2 separate regions of the Homo sapiens genome follow, and region 2 is linked to region 1. A link is a loop called in an ENCODE intact Hi-C map of the cell type or tissue named here. Cell type or tissue: PC-3. All regions are shown on one strand. Links, peaks and the distances in the headings refer to the core of each region. The heading gives the core; the rest is flanking DNA.

What was found. A loop is a pair of places that touch in the nucleus more often than their neighbours do. Peaks named below come from ENCODE experiments on the same cell type or tissue, not always from the same donor. Only the 100,000 strongest peaks of a DNase experiment are listed, where the experiment ranks them.
Region 2: a loop joins it to region 1, with 6 times the contacts of the local background. A loop is called at or near these places in 2 of 110 quality-filtered maps.

Annotation. Positions count from the first base shown.
Region 1 is chr20:15,759,325-15,767,320 of GRCh38, forward strand. The region is part of intron 8 of MACROD2 (mono-ADP ribosylhydrolase 2); the gene reads left to right. Among named protein-coding and RNA genes, the nearest start is that of KIF16B, 810 kb to the right of the region's middle. In PC-3, for the core only: a CTCF peak has its summit at 4,030; a DNase peak (open chromatin) is centred at 4,217.
Region 2 is chr20:15,813,971-15,821,966 of GRCh38, forward strand. The region is part of intron 8 of MACROD2 (mono-ADP ribosylhydrolase 2); the gene reads left to right. Among named protein-coding and RNA genes, the nearest start is that of KIF16B, 760 kb to the right of the region's middle. In PC-3, for the core only: no CTCF peak of the experiment used is centred there; a DNase peak (open chromatin) is centred at 4,931; H3K27ac peaks cover 708 bases.

The DNA.
Region 1 (7,996 bases), core at 1,817-6,816:
ATATTACTAATGGAACTGGAAGTAAAAATAATTACTATTTAATTACAGAAATGTGTACTCCAATGCACAAATGCCTGATAGAGGATAATGACGTTGGACACCAAAAACGTTCTGTGGCTGCTGGGGACATTTGGCAATAATTTACATGTTTAATTGAGTTGCTGTGAAAGGCTCATTGTGCAATTACATGTTCACTTAGGTGCTCAGATAGATACTGGAAATGCCTAGGTTTCACTTGTACCTATTTCCCAAATTGCGCCTGCAACAAATGTGTCCATTTGCTTATGTGGGACTCTACATGTGATTGCACTCTACCGGGAGTTTAAAGTGCCTTCTGCCCTTAGGTTTGATGGCTCAGTCTTGCTTTGAGCACTATTGCGACGTAGACTATTTATGGGACAATATTGCCCTCTGGCAGTGAGGCAGCCAGTGGTTTTAATAACTGTTTTATGTCATTTTGACAGTTTTTAAACTAGTCACACCCAGCAGTTTAGGCCAGAAGGGAAACATCAGTGAATGCCTACAGGAGTTTTCTATTACAGAACTCGTACATGCATTTGTACCAGGAAAATGCTACAATTCTTGCTTTAAAGCAAAGCTGCCTTTCCCAAGAGGAGAACTGAATTTTTGCCGCGTAAAGCTTCAGAAAAGTGCAAATAATAATGACAATATTGTGCTCACAGGACAAACAGAGAATAGAACCATTCTCCCTTTGAGAAATTCATGACTGGAGTGCCACAAAGATCAACCCCACGTGAGCCAATCACAAAACATCTTCCTGTAATGCATGTTCAGACACTCGTGGGATCAAAAAAGGACCTCAGGGTCATATCTGATCCTTTGGATTGAATCATCGTGAGGAGTGTCTCGGCTTCACGAAAATGACCCAGAGCTGCTCGCTGAAGCTGGAGAAACCAAAGGCTTGACAGCAGCTGCCAATTCCTGGAGGGGTATCTCAGCTGCTTCTCAGCCACTTACGCAAAGGGAATGCCTCAAGAGAGCCAGGTGGGCTTTACCAGATGGGGCTGAAATTACAGGGAGTAGAGGCTCTGCTATGTTGAGAAGTGCAGCTTCGGCAGACAGCTGAGAAAGACACAGCTCAGTAGGCACCTGCCTTTCCAGCCCAGTGGCTGCTGCAGGAAACATTTCTGGGATCACAGAAGGCAACTCTGGATCTCATCTTGGTCATTGGGACAGGAAAACCAGGCACTGCACGGCAACCCCACGCATTCCTTCCTTGCTTCCCACTGCGGAATAGGTCATGCATCTCTGGGGGCAGAGTGCAGGGAGAGAGGGCAGGAGGACTCCCCAGGAGAGGGAGGAGAAGATAAAAGTAGCAATTTATGCTTTTACTTCAAGCATGCACACACCGACATCTAGCAAAATGCCTGGAAGTACCCTGCACACTGTTTTTCAGCTCATATTTCCTGAGTGACCTTATGTGAATGGACACAGACACTGTGGTTCAAAAGGGACCAAATTCGCAATTCTATTTCAATAAAACAAAAATTAGGGATTTTGAAGTTAAGATGAGATATGAAGAAAGCCAAAAAGGAATATTACCACAGAAGGAGAAAAAACAAAAAGGCTAGATTCAGAAAACTGAGTTTAAATGAAACCTAGAAAGGAATTTCAGACTCTGCATATATTGAAACTATCAAGAGTCCATAACATGAATGAAATATACTGCGTACAGTCATTTAGATAAAAGTGTTTTTTGTTTCGTTTTATTTTGTTTTGAGACGGAGTCTCACTCTACTGTCCAGGCTGGAGTGCAGTGGTGTGATCTTGGCTCACTGCAACCTCTGCCTCCCTGGTTCAAGTGATGCTCCTGCCTCAGCCTCCCAAGTAGCTGGGATCACAGGCACGCACCACCAGGTCCAGCTAATTTTTATATTTTTAGTAGAGATGGGGTTTTACCATGTTGGCCAGGCTGGTCTCAAACTCCTGACCTCAGGTCATCTGCCTGCCTTGGCCTCCCAAAGTGCTGGGATTATAGGCCTGAACCTCTGTGCCCGGCCAAAAGTTTTGAATTTTTAAAACTTATCCTGTTTAAAAATAAGCTAAATTATTATCACTCAAATACAACCTCAGTGCAAAAGGGAAGAATTTAGCTTAGTAAATAATTAAGGCAATTGTTTTAATTGTGCAAGAGATAACAAAAATCGCTTCAATGATCTGATCAATTGAGGGGGAGAAAAAGGCTATTAAAGCCTATTTTAACCATCAAGAGTATGTGTTACACGTATATCCACATTTTGTTATAGGCAAAATTCAAGAACATTAAGCATGTCACTGAACATGAAACTAAGACATGAGGAGACAGGGTTGGGGCTATGGTGTGGTGACTCAGATTTTACAGAAGATCCAATCCAGAAAAGCTAGAGCGCTTTTCCCCAAAATATGTACCAGTCTCGGCCAACCGCTCAATCACTAAGCCTTGCAAATAACCTATTTTCCAAATGATTTCAAAAGAAAATAATGCCTGCCAAAGCAAAGCAACTCATTTTCCCCAGTAATGACTGCAGGAAGACCTTTGATTTCCTTCTCAGCTTCTAAAGCTTTCTTTAAATTTCCCTATTTACACACAGTGTTTCACCTCACAGATTCTCCTTTCAACAGCTGTGTGGGACAGGAATGATGCCCAAGGACATGCAGCCCATAGGTTTTATTTTGTTTTCTTTGGGTAATTTTTTGGGCAGAGGTGATATGATTTCTATCTGAAGCATTTAAGGAAGAAATTGAGTATGCCAATTTTGACAGATGATAGAATAAAAGCCCCAGCTATTTCTAGGTTTGAATAATAATAATAATGGAAATAATGGCAATAACAATAACAATGATAACAAGTGCCATAACTTCTTAGGAGAATACTACAGACTACTGTTCATACATTTTTTCAGTAATCACAGAAATCCTGTGAGGCGAATGTTACTGTTTTCATCTTACTCACGTGGAAAGTAAGGACAAGGCAGGTGACATTGATTACTCCAGGGCCAGAGCTAGTAAGCATTTGAACTCAGGTCTGTCTGCCCTCAATTCCATGTTTTTAGACCTTGTGCTACTGTTATTTCTTCAGATTAAAAGATGCATAGGTGGGCTCTGGTAGACAAATTACTAACCATTCTACCTAAACCTCCCTGTTCCTACACCCTTTGCCATGTGACCTTGGAGCTCCTCCCACTAAAGGAGCAGGTCTGTTTCCCCAACCACTTTGAGCATGAGTTTGACCATGTGACTTGCTTTGACCAATAGAAAGAAGCAGAGTTAACAGCCTCCTTGTGGCTCTTAGTCCAGGCTTTCATTGGCCTTGGTGCAGCTGCTCATCCTCTTGCACCCTGTTATGGCTATGAGAAGAATATTCCTGGCCAGTCTGCTAGTCCCAGGAGAGGGGTGAGGGACATGTAAGATAAAACTGTTCTGGTGACTTGCTAATAACCAAAGACCATCCAGATATTCATGAGCACTACTAAACGATCATTGCTATCTGAGTTTTGTCATTGCTTGTTACAATTACTGTACCATCTATAAGGTCTATTTGAAAGAATATGTGCCCAATGAGTGAGTGTACGGGCACATGCACAACATATACACATACCAAATGGAGTGGAAGTCTTGGTGTCTTACATCCAGATAACCATTTGGTGAGAATAAATTCATTAACAACAACGGTAAGGGAATTTCAGTATTTTGGTTTTCCTTTAGAAAGCTGTAACCATTCTATTTGCTGCTCAGTTCTCTTGTTAAAAGCCAAGAGGATGTTTTCAGACAGTGTAGCTGCTTAGCTCTGGTTTTGGTCTTTGATGAATTTTACCTGATAACTGATACTTAAAGGGACCCTCTGCGCACCGCCACTGACATATCTCAGTAAGAGGGAGACATCTTGACCCCTGAAGGGCAGTGACAGTTCAGTGCTCCTCTGTCGAGCCCATCCTGATTGCGCTCAGTGGCAGAACCACCCGAGATGGTTTTGACTTTGAACAACATCAGCAGTGAGTTGAATTGGGAAGTAACTTTACAACATCAAAGCCTGCCATCAAGTGGTATCATATCATTTTATGATGTAAGACACCAGACAAAGGTTGAATGAAGGAAAAAGAAGTGTGGTGTGCAAGTATATATTCACCACACACACACATACACACAAACATCACAGGCATTTGAAGGTGTTCTCAGATTGTGACTAGGTGAAAGTGTTCTTTATAACTTTGGCTTTTGATATATTTACCTATCTGGCACTAGCAATGAATATTTGATACAGTCATAGCTACATGCTTAGACTATGACTAAGTATAATAGAAGAAGTGGAGAACTGGCCTAATATGGACAGAAATCAGATCCAAATAATCTTGCCTTAAAAAAAAAACACAGATTTTTGTCTCAATGTTCTATTTAACATGCTTTCTGCTAACTCAACTGAGAAAATTGAATTTGGGTCAATTGTTACAAATACAGACCAATGCATTCAAAGGCTGTGTAGTTTCATGGCTAATTGATTCTGTTTAGGTAATATTTGCAAGAAAATTACTTTTATAATGCATGAATAAAAAGATACATGTTATGATAGTTGGAAATCTGTGAAACATACCCTAATTTTCTAATATCAAAGTAAGACATAAATATACTTTGATTTGAGCTAGATTTTTAGCAAGATTTGCATAATTTCAATAACATATTAAAGAGTTACATTTGTAAGTGGGAGGGTTGCAGGGTTTAGAACCAAACTGGAAGAAAGGCTGGAAGTGGCCAGCCAGTTGAAACAAAGCCCTGCCATTCCATAGAAGAGAAGTGTATGATGAAGAGAAAGCTGGCTGTGCTGTGCACCATTATCTGCCACTTTTGCCTTGTTAAACTTGCCACTCAATTTGATATGACCTAGTGTTTATGTTCTATTTTGAAGTTCTTCTATGTCTTCTATTTTATATTATTTTTTTCTGTTATATTGATCTGATTAAGATGAACACTGTCACATATCATTAGCAAGTTCTGATTACTTGACCATTAGAAAGAATATTTATTTGTTCTGTTCATCCATTTAATACCACCTTGAAATTCATAGTTTTCTACAGGGATGTCTAATAGGCATCTTAAAATTAACTGTCTAAAAGGAACTCTTGACTCCTTCCCTTCCACCAAACCTGTTTTGCCCAGCCTTTCCCGCCATCATAAATGGCCTCACCATTCACCCATTTACTCAGACCCAAGCCTAGGGATTGTTCTTGATTTCTCTCCTTCCCTTGCACTCCACCTCCAATCCATGTGCCAGCCACCTACCAGTTTTATTATTAAAATACGTCTTCTTCCGATGCCACCACCATAGTTCAAAACATCATTGCCTTTCATCTAAGCTGCTATAAAAGCTTCCTGATGGGTTTTCCTGATTTGACTCTTTCCCCTTATATTGGATTCTCAGGCAGCATCCAGGGTGAGTTTTTAAACACAAAATCAGATCACAGCAATTTCTTGCTCAGAACTCTCCAGTGGTTTCCAAGCACCCTCTGAATAAAGTCTAAATTTCTCATCTCAGCCTACGATGACCTTTATGATTTAGTCCCTGCTAATCTCTTGGTTTTCTCCTTCTGCTCTCTGCTCACTCTACCCATGCTGGCCTTCCTGCTATTCTCCAAATGTCCCATGCTTGTGTCCACCTCGAGCCTTTTCACTTGCTGTTCCCTCTGCTTGGAAAACCACACACAACCCCCGGTCTTTGCTGCCTTGCTCTCTCACTTCTTCTAGTGACATTTCTTCTCAAATGGCACTTCCTCAAAGAGGTCTTGTCTAGCTACCCTATCAGACATAGCCCTCCATGCTCTATAGGCTCTTACCCCTTGGCCTTCATTGCAGTGCAACCTGCTATCCATTGACAGCTGGGTTTTCCTCTCGAAGAAAGGAATTCTGGATGCAATTGCTAGCTTTTCCTTATTATTATTTTTAATGCAAACAAAACGGCCTCTGCTGCCAGTTCAAATACTGAGCTCAGAGCTCTGTTCTTTCCTGCTGAAATTTATAATTCTACTCCCATTCTTCTGGTTCTCCTTGCCTTATAAACAACAAACATGTGAACCAATGTGACTTCTATATTATACTGATGATTCCCCTATTTACCAATAAAGTGTGATCTAATTTTCATAACAGAAACATTCATTATTGAACGGTGTATTGTTCAGGTTTGTAAATGTGTAGAAAATGGCACAAGCAAACTGAAATGATACATGCAAATCTATTACGGTGGGAAAGAATATTTTTATTTTTCAATCTATAAATACTATGATTATCCTTCATATACTGTTTGCATATATTTATGTGTTTTTTGTGTTAAAGAGGGAAAACATAAAAAGTTAATGAGATCCTGAAGTGAAATAAAGTGAACATATTTACAACAGCAACAAGAAAGGAATATGTCAAGATAGACATATCACAGAGATATATACACATGTGTGTAGATAAGATTGGTGAGATAGACAGATAATAGAGCTTGTACTTGGCCTGCCTTCACCCAATGTTGCAATGACAATCTATACAATGTAAGTATTTGTACTTTTTATACTTTCAAGAAAAGCAGATATAAAATTAATGCATATACTTTTTGTTTTTGGCATCCTTTCATGGAAGCAATAAAATATTCTGGAGAGAGAGAGAAAGAGAGAGATAAACTAACTCAGGGATGTGAGAAGAAGAAAATAAATATCACTCTTACTCCTCCATCTGAAGATGATGATGGAAATAATTGTCATATTTCTCTTATGTTTTTTATTTGTTTTTTCTCCCAGCCAAGTATGCTTTTTAGTGTGGGTCTCTGTGTGTTCCCTTTGGTAATGTCTAATAACATTTCTAACCTGGAGATTTATTTCTTAGAAGCAAAGTTCTGCTCATCACAAGCCATCTCCATCAGAGCCATTTCTCCTTATGGTTTCCTTCTCATCATTTAATGCTTAGTACTTCTTCACAATAGAAGCAAGCTGCCTTTCTAAGGGATGAACTGATATTCTAGCTAGAGGACTTAATATTCCTTTTCAGAAATTGAGAGGTTCTCTTTGCTTTTCTAGGCCTTAATTAAGTGATTGGTTATTTCATAAACAGTCAGATTACATTTACCACTCACAATTGTCAAATTTTTAAAACTCAAGTAAACTTTTTTTCCTTCTTCAAACAAGTCTCTTATTCTCTCCTGAAGTTAATGGCGGGCATTACTACCAGTTTCTTGGCCAGCTGCTAAGGAGATTCCTTTCCCTTAAAAAGTTAAAGTATTTAAGAATCACCCTCAAACCCCAGGAAGGGTGGTCAACAAAAAAAGATGTCTTCATGGTCAAACTTTATGGACACAACAAGAATCCCAAAGAAGGGAGATGACTCAAGCCATCTTTTATTACTTAGACGATCGATGGCGATGATGTGGAATTTGCAACAATTCTTTTCTTGAGACCCAGTAATAGTTACCTTTTGCTACATAACAAACCGCCTCATAGTATAATGGCTTAAAAACAGACATCTATTATATCTCAGGACTCTTAGCTTGGAGTTCTCTCCATGCGGGGTCTCTATCCTCAACTGGCTGGCCCAGGCTTGTTTTCATGGTGGCAGAAGGGATCCACCTAGCCAGAGGGCGAGCCCCCTTGCACAACACTTTTCATGTCTCTGATCGTGTAAGATTTGCTATCGTCCCACTGACCAAAGCCAATTACGTGTTCAAGCTCAGATTCAAGGAAGGAGCTCTCACTTCTCAGGGCAGTGCTGCCAAGAGTTTATGTACACTTCAGCAATCTATCGATACCACAAATATGAGAGGCCAGCTTTTTCTCTTTTAAAAAAATAAAGCTTATAAAATAACACAAGTACATAATTTCCCTACACAATGAGTAACTAGATTTTATGTTTTCTCTTTCGGTTTTCCTCAAAAACTTGTATAGATCATCTTTTGAGATGAATAGCGGAGCCCTTGTGATACACCACATTCTAAGAATGCTGGGGACACTGTATTCAACCCAGGACAGCTGCC
Region 2 (7,996 bases), core at 2,025-7,024, 55 kb after region 1:
AGTAATATTGTCAAGTAAATAATTTTCTCAAGGGAAAAATAACAATTAGAAAAGAGGTAAGACCCCTTTGCTCTGATACCCTTAACCAAGTTAATTGAGGAGAGAAGTAGAAATAGGAAGAGAAGAAGAGAGGAAGGACAGAAAAAAAGAAAATATATGAGGGTAAAATAACATCACTGCAGGAGATGTTGCCCGTGCCCTGTTCACATTGGACCTTAACACTTTACTATGCTCCACACAATTTTTAGCTTCCAGTATCTGCAACTCTGTTGCAGGGGTTCTTTTCCATTATAGTGGAAACCTTCCTGGTCAGCAGAAGACTACTCTGCACATGGCAGGCTGCCAGTGACAAGAAATTAACATCCCTTAAAACCTTTCCCTCAATCAGTGATTCTCTAGTGTATCAATACCCCAGCTCCCCTCCTCTTGGCTGCCATAATTCTAAGCTTTCTCTTATACACCACATCTCAGAGCTTCTCTGTAGCAGTAAGCTCCAGTGACCCATTGTAGTAGCTGGCTTAATAATTCACCCATTATTGATTGCTTTGCCTCTCTGTGTTACTTCACCACTCTTTCCATGCTCCCTGGGATCACCTCCTAAATAAACCATTTGAACTTATATCCTAGTCTTAACACTATGCCCCTGGTGGAACACAAATAAGATAACTACTATTTCTGTTCATAACAGTTTGTCCTTGGACTCCATTCATTAGAATTGTAATGGCTTCTATTATTAAGACCTGTACAAACTTTTTCATGATACTGCACTTACCTGGGTTATGCATTCTCCCTGCTTTCTTCAATATCCATCACAGGTGTTTCATAAATATTTTCTGAGTGTAGACTAATTCCACCAGTGCAAAGCTTTTGCTACAGCACAGTTCTGGCACACAGTCTGTGCTTACTAAATGTTTTATCAGATGAAGTGTGATGATTATGCCTTTGGCAGTGGAAAGGTCTTTATTCAACTTTTAATTATGTCCAGAAGAATGGCAGAATATGTAGTGTTTGCAACCATCTGGTTGAAATCCACCTGCTTACACAGGTATTTCAGGGCAGAGGGGGTACTTTATCCATCTTAGCATCTGGGAATAATTTATCATAGAGGCCAACTTGCAAAATCAGTCACTCTGGATGCCTCATCCCTTTCAAATGAAAAGGATTTGGCTTCAAGTGCTGGACATGGAAACTGAGAATGCAGTGACTCATTTCTTTAAAAATGTGAATATGAGAGAGGAAGATTTTTATCACTCAAAGTGCAGCACGGTGAGAGCTCGCCTGAGTTAGGTAAAATGCACATAACTTATTTTATGGACACCTCTCTAAAGTGCCTTAAAGCTTAAAGGATAAAGAACCCAGTGGGTTTTCGTTTTGTTATATGCCCCAAGGCTGAAACTCTGTGGCATATTTTAACAGAGTTTTTAAATGGCAAAACAATAGTTCTTTTTTTTTTTAATGTAGTCTAAAATAAAATGGAACTCCAGACCTGTGTGCGACAGCTGGTGTTCATATGACACTGTTAGATGCCTCCTTTTATCCCAATCTCAGTCTCCCTTGGGTAGACAAGAAATGGGAGAGAATAGTCAAAAGTAAGAAACACTTCTACTTGAGTGACATCTTCCTGATCGTAGCAGAATGAAATATTATGACAGTTGTCCAGGTAGTTCTAAGTTTTGAAATTTTTTACTAAAATATTCAGATATAATGGAAGCAAGGACTTCCTGGAAAAATTATCTCCTCAATTATCTTTTTTAAGTTGAAGTTATATGAGTCTGACTTTTAGACTTCTAGTCAAATTATGCAACTTTTCTTCTTCTGCCAGTCAGCTTGTTGCCACTGATAAGTAAAATGGGATTCTAGAAGTTAACAGGGTTTGAGTTTTTTTCCATGATGTTGATTATTAGATTTCAAAACTTTTAAATCTTAAGTTTATTTACATAATTAGTCAATTGTAACCTGAATATCTGAGGAGTTATTAATGTGTCAAGCTGACATTATTTAATCATCAGAAAAGCTATCTTTCCTTCCCCAGTCCATCTCTCCGTCTCCCTCTGCGTGTGTGTGTTTGTGTGTGTGTATCTCTTTCTGTCTCTGTCTCTCTCTACATATATTCATTATATGTATATAATACATATACATCACATATATGATCCTATTTGGCCTGACATACTATACCCATAGGACTAACTTAAGTAATATGAGAAGAGTGAGAAGAGTTCATGGTAGGAAGGTCAATGAATTGATATATTGCAAATTATCTGGTAGATAATGCAGCTGCTTCTTCCACTTAGCAAATAATGTTTTCTGTAAGTGTTCTGTGATCAAGACATAGCCTGCAATGACTTTTGTATGCTAGGTCAACTCCATCGAACCCCCAAATTGTACTGGAATCAGACTTTTTCATTAATTCATGCAAACCAGCCTGAATTCTACTGGCAACCATGAAACACTTACCTATCCATACATGGCATAGTCTTCGAATTCTCATTTGTTTCTGATTTTAACCAAAAAAAAAATAGATTTTCATCATTTACAAGCCATAGCAATACACGTTGCAGTCACTAAGCTAAACTCATTACATGCAAGTAGATTAATCATTCATAGACCTTATAGCTTATCAAAAGACCTTGATAACTCCCACGGCTTCTTCCTTCTGCTCCTTCGATATTTGACAAGCAAACTTATATCTGATACTGATAGATGATCAACCCTCTTGTTAGTTTGACCCCAGGCAGCAGGACTTCATTAGCTCCAGTCTGTACTAGGCATTACGATGGTAAGTCCAGATGCAAAGAAAGGATATAGCAGGATCCCTGTCTCCCATGTACTTATGGCCTTGCTGGAGAAAGAGGACTTTAACCTGTAAAAGACCAAGACAATTTTGTGAAAACAGATAGAAACTCTGGTAGTGATAAATTGATAAACCCTGATGGTAGAGACTTTGTCTAATGGCTTAAATGAGGTGCCATGTTCGTGCCAGCGAGAATTCAATACCTACTTGTCCACGCACAAAAAAAAACGATGCTCGTTACCTGATCTCATGGAGTTCAATGAGAGCGGAGGCTAAGCCTTTGTAAGTTCTCAAGATTCTTCTCACAAGTTGTGGGCTCAATTAACATGTCTTGTTATAGAACTTTTATTGGTTGGTGTTTGATCTGGTTATCCATACTGTACACAAAAGTCGCTGTCAGCTGAAGAGGGAATGCTTCAAGTACTCAGTTTTCTCTTAAATCAAAGCAAAGATAAACTTCTTATAATTATTTTTCTGCAAACCAATTTATAAAGCGCACTCATCCCAATAATAAGTGACAAGAAAGAAAGAGATAGGCTGTGTTTATTTGAAATATCCTACTATTCCTCTGATACAGCACTGTTGTTAGATTCCTTTAGGAAATATTAGAATCTTTCTCACAATTGATCAGCCTCCCTGAATGTGCCCACCAAAAAATTAGTTCTTCAGAGCAGATTTTGTATTGGCAGTTTGCTAAACACGATACTTTCTTCTGAAACTCACTTATGCAAGCTTGAATGGTATCTAATGAGTTCATACCAAACTATGCCCAAAATGAAATCCAAGCCTCATTTCTGACATACCATTGTTCACCATGCCCGATATCTTACTAAGTTCTGTTAATTTTTCTTTCCTAATGCCTCTCACAACTGTTTCTTCTCTTAATCCCTGGTGCCAGTATCTTAGGTTAGACCACCACCATATCTCTCCTGGATCACCACCACACCCTTCTAATCTCTCTGTCTATATTTTTGCCACCATCCTCCTCTCCATCTCACCCTTTAAAGTCCAGATGAAGGTTTTAAATTGCAATTTTAATTGGGTTCTTTCCTCCCTAATTAGTTTCAGAATAAAGCGTAGGTGCATCCTCAGTGTGGCCTGGCCTGGCCCTGCCCTTCCTTCAGCCTTACTTCTTGTCATTTTATTATTTGAATGCCAGTTACCTACTGGACCACTTCTTGTTCCCCCAAAAGCTATGCTTTCTTTTTCCTCGAGGATTTTCATAGCAGGGTCTCTTCTCTGCTCTTCCTTCATGCCTTGGGGAACCCTTGCTCATTGTTCAGGACTCAGCTTACATGTTTTGTCCCACCCTGTGGTGGCTTTTCCTGGTCCCTCAAGGCTGTTGCTGGAAAGGGGTCCCAACCTAGACCCCAAGAGAGGGTTCTTGGACCTTCCTCAAGGAAGAATTCAGGGAGAGTCCAAAGAGTAAAGTGAAAGCCAGTTTATTAAGAAAGTAAAGGAATAAAAAAATGGCTACTCCATCAGCAGAGCAGTGGCATGGGCTGCTCGACTGAGTATACTTATAGTTCTTTTTTGATTGTATGCTAAACAAATTGTGAATTATTCGTGAGTTTCCTGGGAAAAGGGTGGGCAATTCCCAGAACCGAGGGTTCCTCCCCCTTTTAGACCATCTAGGGTAACTTCCAGAAGTTGCCATGGCATTTGTAAACTGTCATGGCACTGATGAAAGTGTCTTTTAGGATGCTAATGTATTCGAATTAGTGTATAATGAGCAATGAGGACAACCAGGGGTCACTTTCACTGCCACCTTGGTTTTGGCTGGTTTGGGCCAGTTTCTTTACCACAACCTGTTTTATCAGCAAGATCTTTATGACCCCTATCTTGTGCTGACCTCTTATCTCATCCTGTGATTTAGAATGCCTTAACCTCCTGGGGATGCAGCCCAGCAGGTCTCAGCCTCATTTTACCCAGTCTCTATTCAGGATGAAGTCACTCTGGTTGAAACTCCTCTGAAAAGACTGGCTTTAGTATCCTGCTGATATGCTCCTGGAGCCAGTGCCCTGTGCTAATAGATTCTATCACAGCACTGACCACGCTCTAATGATAGCAATTGTTAACTTGTTTGTTTCTCTCACCAAGAAGTCACGAACTGTGGCTTTTTTTGGTTATGCATTCCCTGCAGCTGGTACTATGTGCCAGTTCAGCAAATATTTGCTTGACAAATGAAGTCAAAGCCGTGAAGTTATTACACAACTAGTAATTGGAGAAGCAGGGATTCAAAAGCAAGCTCTTTGATACCATGTGACGCAACAATCTCTCTGCCAGGTATATGCCCAAAGTAGATGAAATCACTACCTTGTAAAGATATCTGCATTTTCATGTTCATTGCAGCATTATTTGCAATAGCTGGGTTCTGAAAACAACCTGTAAATTGATGGATGAATGCACAAAGAAAATGTGGTGTAAATCTGTATCTATATATTTATATATATAAAAATATATATATTTATATATACAAACATATATAAATATTTACATAGTATAGAGAGATATCAATATATATTTTATATATAAGTATATAAATATATATACTTATATATAAATATAAATATATAAGTATATAATTATATAAATGTATATAAATAAATAAATATAAATATAGATAACATATATAAAATATTTATATATATTTATATAAATATAAATAAGTATATAATTATATAAATATATATAAATATATAAGTATATAAATATATAGTTATATTGATATATAAATATATATCTATATCGATATATTTATATGTCAATATAGGTACATAAACATATATATAAAATATACACACACAATGGAATATTATTTAGCCTTAAAATGGAAGGAGATCCTGCCATTTACCACAAAATAGATGGGCATGAAGGACATTTATGTTAAGCAAAATAGGCCAGATGCAGAAGATAAATTATTGCATAATCTCACTTATATGTGCAATCTAAAAAAAAGTTCAGATATTCAGAGAGAGATAATAAAGCTATCCAGGGGTTGGGAAGAGGGGGAGGAAATGGAGAGATATAGGTCAACAGATACAAAGTGGCAGATATATAGAATGAACAACTCCAGAGACTGAATATACAGCATGAAGGCTACAGCTAATAAAATTGAATTTTGGATTTTTGTTAAATAAGTAGATTTTTGTTATTCTCACCCCAATAAAAAAGAACTGTGTGAGATGATAGATATGTTAAATGGCTTCACTGTAGTACCTATTTTACTATCTATATGTATCCCATAATATCATGTTGCAAATCTTAAATATACACAATAGATTTTTTTTTTAAGCAGCTCTTTAAACCTCAACTATACCATGCTCTATATCCTAGGAGAAGCGACACTGTGTGCTGAAGCATGAATGGGTACAGTTAAAGTCTTTCCATTAGCCATCCTCCACCCCTCTGCCCGTCTTTTTTCTTTTTGGCAGGAGTAGGGGGTGGGGGCGAGGACAGGGTCTTGCTCTGTTACCCAGGCTGAAGTGTAGTGGCACAGTCTCACTGCAGCCTCAACCTCCCAGGCTCGAGTGGTCCTCCCGCCTCAGCCCCTTGAGTATTTGGGACTACAGGAGCACACCACCACACCCAGCTAATTTTTATTATTTTTGGTAGAGACAGGGTCTCACCATGTTGCCTAGGCTGGTCTCGAACTCCTGGGCTCAAGCGATCCTTCCTCCTTGGCCTCTCAAAGTGCTGGGATTACAGTCATGAACCACTGTGCCTGGGCCCTTCTGCCAGTTTTTAGTACAGTAGTTTGAATATTTTTAGAAGATGGGCTGTGTGTCTAACTAAAACCTAATCGAGTGATTTATGCTAAAATTGTACCTATTCTCAATGGCCTGTCAGAACTGGGAATAAGCCCTTTAAAATAAAATCAGCTTTGATATATATTTTCTTAAATGTGTTCACTGCTATCTTTTCTCTGCCTGAGAATTCTGCTAAGAAAACCTCCCAGCAAGGATAGCTTGTTTTAAGTTTTTTATAGTTTCTCCCATTGTCTTTTCATTGTCTCTGTCACTCCTTAAGATGTCATCTGAGCTTTATTAATATGTATTTGGTAATTTGTATTCATGCTATATCAACATGAGAAATAAAAGAGTCTCTCAGTTTTAGACTTCAGAGCCCCAAGTCGCCTGAATATATAGCCACCTAAATATGTTGTACTCAGCATTGGGACTAAGCCCCTGCTGTTCACATTACACAATGGAGCACCTTTCTGAGAGGCTAGCATTTACCTCTCCAGACATGTGTGCCATCAAATAGATCCACAGACACAGATCCTTGGTCATACTGCAAATATCTTCTCTGTGGTTTGCCTTTTTATTCTCTTAGTAGTGTCTTAATGACCATAAATTCTTAATTTTAATAAAATTCAGTTCTTCTCCTTTATAGTTACTTCGTGTATATATTTCCTTAAAGCATTGCTTGTCTTCATATTAAGTTGTACAATATTTTGTGTAAATTATTTTAAAACATTTCTTCATTTTACTATTTTATTTAAAATGTAGTTTCTAAATATCCAGCAATTTTCCTCCTTTGTTTTATAAGTCCCTCACTCCGCAGGACATATTACAAATTACTTGGTTGTAATTTGTATTTCTATTTAATATTTATTATAAATTATTAGATATTTTAAAATTTAGTTTTGAAGACAAGAAAGTATATTGGGTGCTAATAATACATTTCTGACCCTGACATCACCATGATAGCTTTGCATTAAATACAGTCTGGGCCGGATTTGGAAATGCTAACTTTTAGTTTTCTTATTGAAATAAATTGTATATACTTGCATGTACAGTCAACCCTCTGAATCTGTGGGCTCCATGTCTGTAGATTCAACTAACCTTGGATTGAAAATGTTCAAAAAATGGATAGTGTGTCCGTATTGACCATGTACACGCATCTTTCTTGTCATTATTCTCTGAACAATACAGTATAACAACTATTTACATTGTATTAGGTACTATAAGTACTCTAGGGATGATTTAAAGTAACAGGAGGATGTGCATAGATTATATGCAAATAGTATGCCATTTTTAATAAGAGGATGGAGCATTGTGGCTTTTGGGATCCAAGGGGGTCTTAGTCTTAGAACCAGTCCCCTGTGGATACCGAGGGACGACTGTATACCATATGAAGAGTGTGAAAACTGCATTATTTTATAGGACTGCATCTTTCAATGTAATGTCAGGACTTGAACTG